2 separate regions of the Homo sapiens genome follow, and region 2 is linked to region 1. A link is a loop called in an ENCODE intact Hi-C map of the cell type or tissue named here. Cell type or tissue: Calu3. All regions are shown on one strand. Links, peaks and the distances in the headings refer to the core of each region. The heading gives the core; the rest is flanking DNA.

Region 1 (2,925 bases), core at 101-2,600:
ATTTTTAAGGAATGGGGTCTCACTCTATCACCCAGGCTGGAGTGCAGTTGCACGATCCTAGTTTGCTGCAGCCTGGAACTCCTGGGCTCAAGCCATCCTCCTGCCTCCACCTCCCAAGTTGCTGGGACTACAGGTGTATGCCACCATGCTCGGCTAATTTTTTAATTTTTATCTTTATTTTTGTAGAGATGGAGTCTCAATATGTTGCCCAGGCTTGCCTCAAATTCCTGGTCTCAAGTGATCCTCCCGTCTTGGCCTCCCAAAGTGCTGAGATTACTGGTGTGAGCCACCTCACCCTGCCGAGGCTTCTTAAAAAATATAGATTCCCCAGAGGCAGGGACCCACCCTGCGTTTACGCCATCAGGAGAAACCTGACAATCTGTGTTTTAAACTAGTGCCTCAGGTATTAAAATTTATGCAGGACCAAGCAGAAGGTGAGCCTGGATCCTGTGGCTGATGATCCAAAAATATTATATCCAGGGCTCACAATAAGCCTAAAATATATTATGACATTTTCCTAACTGCATTTTATAATGGAGAAGTTGGGTTGCTTGCCCAGTGTCACACAGGCAGCGGGCAACAGATGGAGGATTCCATCGTAGATCTGTCTGACTCCAAAGTCTTTGTTCTGTCTATTCTTATACCACTTTCCATAAAGCCACTAGGGCTGAAGTGCTATCTTACTCAGGGCACATTCTGGTTGCCTCATCTCCCTTCTGTGGGGGTGATGGTTTCTGCAGAAGTTCCCTAATCTGACCTCAAATTATGACATCAGTATCTAGGCTTGAGTAGAATTGTGCAAGGAGACCAGACTGGTGAATTAACAAGGATGGTCCCCTCCTTCTTCCCCTTCTGTTGTGGTTAATAACTAGTAACTCAGACCCTATGATACTGATCCCCATAGGGATGAGAAACAGGGCTCTCTTGGGTAATTGAAAATTTCTGGTTGCCTGGGTATTGAGGCAGTTTCCAAAAGTGATGGAAGCAAGCACATATTGCTCCTGCCCTCTGAGACCTTATTTTGTTCCAATAAATCCCTAGAAAGAAAATACAGCAATTTAGTACAGCAATGTTAAATAGTGATAGTAGAGGGAACAGGGCACCATCTGGGACATTTGAATAATTGTCAAGGTTGGCTTTTCTTTAAATGCTGCTTATTGCTCAGTCCACCCATATTAAATCACTAGAGCTACAAGTCATCTGGTGGTGATTTTTTGGCATTACAAGATTGCGCTTGCATATTAAATTCCTCAACTTAGGCTCAGTTTGGGAATTCAAAATGCAGCATTTGATCCTCATCTGTATTTAATCTTCTGTTGTTGGTTACAGCTCCTTTTACAGGTTTATTTAAAAAACTTTTGATTCTGATACGGTCATGTTGAATAGTGGTTTCCCATGCAGGGTGTGCAAACCACCCAAAAATTATCTTTTTCATGGCAACATTAAAAAATTTTAATTTATGTGTATGTTATAATGTATATAATATTGGACTATAGTGGTAGAACATGTATATAATTTGTAAATAAATACAGATAAACATGGGGGGATACATGATTCAAAAGTTTTCTCCCTTTGAAATGTTGGCTCAAAGTTTACAAACTTTTCATCCAATATATTACCTCTTCCTAGCAGCATCATGTTATCTTCTCATTTAATAAGAGAGCCTTCATCTTTGTCAATTCATGTTTACTGAACTATGTAGGATTATGTGAATGTTCCAGCATATATAAGAGGATAAGACATTTGCTGTTCTTAGGACGTTTAACTATCTGGATGGAGATGATGATGATAATAGTGGTAATTTTGGAGGAGGTGACAATGTTAATGGTGGTGATGATGCTGATGTTGCTGGTGATGATGATGGCCAAGAAAGAGATAAAGAAGAAAGTCTTATTTATGGTTGAGATTAAAGCAAAATGGGAATTGAAGGCTTCTCCTCCCTGCGATCTGGTAATGCAACATCTTTACCTAGCAGTGATGCTCTTCCCTGCTTGTTCATCTTCCTTCCAATATAGCTTAAAAATACTTTTTAGTCATCCTCAGCATGTACTATAAATCTCAGCTTCCTAGGATTTGAGCCTTGTGCAGGAGGTTTTTTCTAAGCCCCTTCCACTCTTCTGTATGTATTTTGGTCCTCAGTGCTCCACAAGCTGTGAAAGCTGTGAGTCATGATTCCCATATGGTGGGATTCCCTCCCCTCCCCTCCATCCACATGCTTGCCCTGCCATCTGCTGCCACTCTCAAGGTTATAGAGCAAGAGATAATGCAGGGAAGGGAAAGGAAAACACCAGGAAAACCAACACTGTTTTATAAGTAAAATAGAAAAAAAAAGATGTATTTTTCTTACTACGAAAACAACTGTATTCACTACAGAGAAATAAAAAACGGAAGCACAAAACCAAACCAAACCAAACCAAACCAAACCTAACCAAACCCAACCCAACCAACCCAACCCAATCCAAACAAAACAGTCTCCCTCTGAGCATCATTCATCACTTTAACCATCTCCATGTATGTTTTTCCAAATCTGTATTCTGTATCTATCTATGAAGCCAGCTATCAAATAAAATAAGATCATTACCACATATTTTTGTGACCTGTTTCTTGTTTAACTGAATCATGAACATCTTTTCATGTCAGTAAATGTACCCCTAAACTACCTTTTTTTTTTTTTTTAAGACAGAGTCTCACTCTGTCGTCCAGGCTGGAGTACAGTGGTGCAATCACAGCTCACTTCAGCTTTGACCCCCCGGGCTTAAGCAATCCTCCCACCTCAGCCTCCTGGATAGCTGAGTAGCTGGGACTACAGGCATGTGCCTCCATGCCTGGGCTCAAGCGATCCACCCACCTCAGCCTCTCAAATTTCTGGGATTACAGGTGTGAGCCACCATGCTCGGCCCACACTAGCATTTTAATATTTAATGA
Region 2 (2,925 bases), core at 257-2,756, 63 kb before region 1:
GTCTAAGCCCCAGCCAGTAATGTTTACTTTCACTCGGAATGGAAAAAGAATAATCAAATTAATGAATTCTTTGGTGTAGGTGAACAGATAGCTATCAGGATAATAATGTACCTCTTTCCAGAAAGCTTAGGGCAGGAAAAAAACAGAAACATAATAATTAAGTACCATTCACTGAATCCTCGCCCTACATGAGACATTAAATGTTAGCTAAGGCTTTTGCATATTTTACCACTCTAATCCTCACAACAACCGTATCCATGAGATACCATTATTATTTGCATTGATAAGAGACCCAGGTTTGAGTAACCTGCCTAGGAACAGCAATTTGACTCTAGAGCCCAAGTTTTACATTAAAAACTATAGCCAGCAATTGCATTAACGTAATCCCATACCTGGCAAAAATTAAAATGTGCTCGAAACAATATTTTAAGAGCTTTGAAGAGAAGTAAAATATGCCATACTGATTTAGTAAAAGATTACCAAGAGAACCTGAAGTGTACTTCCTATATTTAGGACCAAATGGTTTTAAAAAAATCAATAATGAGCTCATTTTGTTCTCTTAGTGCCTATTTGTAAGTCTAAATCTGAAGTAAAATTAATAATAGACTAGTAAGAAGAAAGGTATGTTTGGTTATTTTTAGCACAGTGGATTAAGGCTTACTCTAATTACTGGCACTCAGAGAACATCTGAAAGTGCCTATTCTTATATTCAAAACACATGACTTCTCCGCAGTCAGCTAAATATCAGCTAAATATCAGCTGACTGTGGGTGAATGTAGCTGAAGTGTTCTCAATACCCACTGGTATGTCATTAAAAATTCTTTTGTTAGTAAAGAAAATCAGTAAGTATTCTTTAACAAATTATCAAGCTAGTAATTTGGAGATATATATGTTTTTAAATTAATTTTAAAAGACCTTAATCCAGTGACTCTTCCACAAAATGCTACACAAAACAGGAATCAAAAAAGCACAGTATTCTGTCTTGAAGGGATCTTCAAGAGCATTTAGAGATAAGGAAACAAAGTGACTTGTTTAAAGTCATAAAACTAGCTAACGTTACAAAGGGAACAGAACTTAAGTCCCCAGATTTTCAGTCTGTCTTTTCAGCTAATATTATTCTTATCCATCATTCCCCTCTCAAAAGGGGGAATTTGTATGCCAAATACTCAGGATGAAGAATGTAGATGAGATAATTTAACAAAAACAACAAAAATCACTTGCTGATATGAACAGCAGAAGTCCCAGTCCAGAATTTCTCAGGCGCTAAGCAGTAATTCTCCTGCTTAAAAAGCTCTTCGCTTCCAGCAGTAGGGAAAACAAACCACCTGTTTATACCAACAAAAAATATGTCCGTAAGTGGTAGAGTAGATGAGGTTTTCAGTATGAAATGGAAGGGGGAACGTATAGAGAAAGAACTGATAAATTCCACCTTTTGTATATGACTGATATCTCAATAAAGCTGTTTTTTTTAAAGTCCACCTTTTATTTAAAGGTGCTTGATATAAGTATCAGAGTTGGATTAGATACCCTTTGTAGCTTTCAAAAGAAAAAGTAGTGGCTCAACACGGACAGACTGAGTGACATGTGCATGAACACCAAGCAGTGCTTTCCTTTCTTCCCATAACAGCCCATTCCTGGGATTGAATCCCTTGCTGGTATTTTCCTCCTCCACACGGGGGACTCCTTCCCCTATCTAGAAATAAGCTTAAGCCTCTCACACCTTCTTTTTTAAAAACCTTGTCCCCCACTCCTATGTCTATGAGTGGTTACCACCTCGTCTCCTGTCCTTCACAGCAAAGTTCCCCAAAATAGTCTACACATGCTATTTAAATTTCTCCACCTCTTCACACTTCGCCCCATTACATCGAGAGTTCTATCTCCACTATTCCACTGAAAATGTTCTGGCAAAGGGCATTATATGAAATGCTCACTGTAAAATCTACCAGATTCCTTCCTCACTTTCATTGAACTTTATGCAACATCTGGCATTGGTGAAATTTCTCATTCCACTCTGAAGGTCCCTTCTTCATCTCCTTTGCCTGCCACTTGAATGCTGGTGATCTAATACTTTGTCTTATTTTCCCCAGACTTCCATACTTACACCAACCACATCCCACCAGAAAATCAGGCTTCTCTTAATGAAAGTCACATAGACATCCCCAAATCAACTCACCCCAAAATAAGCCGAGTTATCTAGCTCACCTTGTACCCCATCAGCAAACCAGAAATGTGGAGATCACCCCACTCCTCCCTTTCCTTCGCTGCTCTCTCCGCTTTGTTGTTGTCGTTGAGGGTCTCACTCTGTCACCTAGGCTGGAGTGCAGTGGCCCAATCAGGGCTCAGTGCAGGCTTGAACTCCCAGGCACAATCAATCCTCCCACCTCAGCCTCCAGAGCAGCTAGGAATACAGGTGCATGCCACCACGCCCAGCTAATTTTTTTTTTTTTTTTTAATTGTAGAGACGGCGGGGTCTCACTAAGTTGCCAGGGCTGGACTTGAACTCCTGGGCTCAAGCGATTCTCCTGCCTCGACCTCCCATATTCTTCCCACTTCTAGAGGTGACCAAGTCTTATCAAACCTACCTATTTGATAATGGCTATTTAGTGACAGCCCTCCTTTCTAGCGCCTGGGTTCAGGATCTCACATAGTCTCCTACTGATCCTGCAGGTGCCAGTCTCAGCCCCTCCTGCCCTCATCCATTGTCTCAGTTCAATCTTTTAAGATATGTAAACCTGATCTTTTTCCAGCCCTGTTTAAAATCTTTGCCTCTAAGCTTAAGATCTGAGTTGCAGCCCCATGTCAATCACTAACTGGCATATGGCCCTAGACAAGTCACTTCTCCCAAATTTGCATTCTTTATAAAATTGAAGTTTGATCAACAACGGCAGTTTTCAAACTCAAGAACTGTCTCCTGTGCAGAGGGGT

Evidence for each region. A loop is a pair of places that touch in the nucleus more often than their neighbours do. Peaks named below come from ENCODE experiments on the same cell type or tissue, not always from the same donor. Only the 100,000 strongest peaks of a DNase experiment are listed, where the experiment ranks them.
Region 2: a loop joins it to region 1, with 11 times the contacts of the local background. A loop is called at or near these places in 15 of 110 quality-filtered maps.

What each region holds. Positions count from the first base shown.
Region 1 is chrX:15,911,171-15,914,095 of GRCh38, forward strand. No RefSeq gene overlaps it. Among named protein-coding and RNA genes, the nearest start is that of AP1S2, 58 kb to the left of the region's middle. In Calu3, for the core only: no CTCF peak of the experiment used is centred there; no DNase peak of the experiment used is centred there.
Region 2 is chrX:15,848,085-15,851,009 of GRCh38, forward strand. The region is part of intron 2 of AP1S2 (adaptor related protein complex 1 subunit sigma 2); the gene reads right to left. Among named protein-coding and RNA genes, the nearest start is that of AP1S2, 5.3 kb to the right of the region's middle. In Calu3, for the core only: no CTCF peak of the experiment used is centred there; a DNase peak (open chromatin) is centred at 1,657.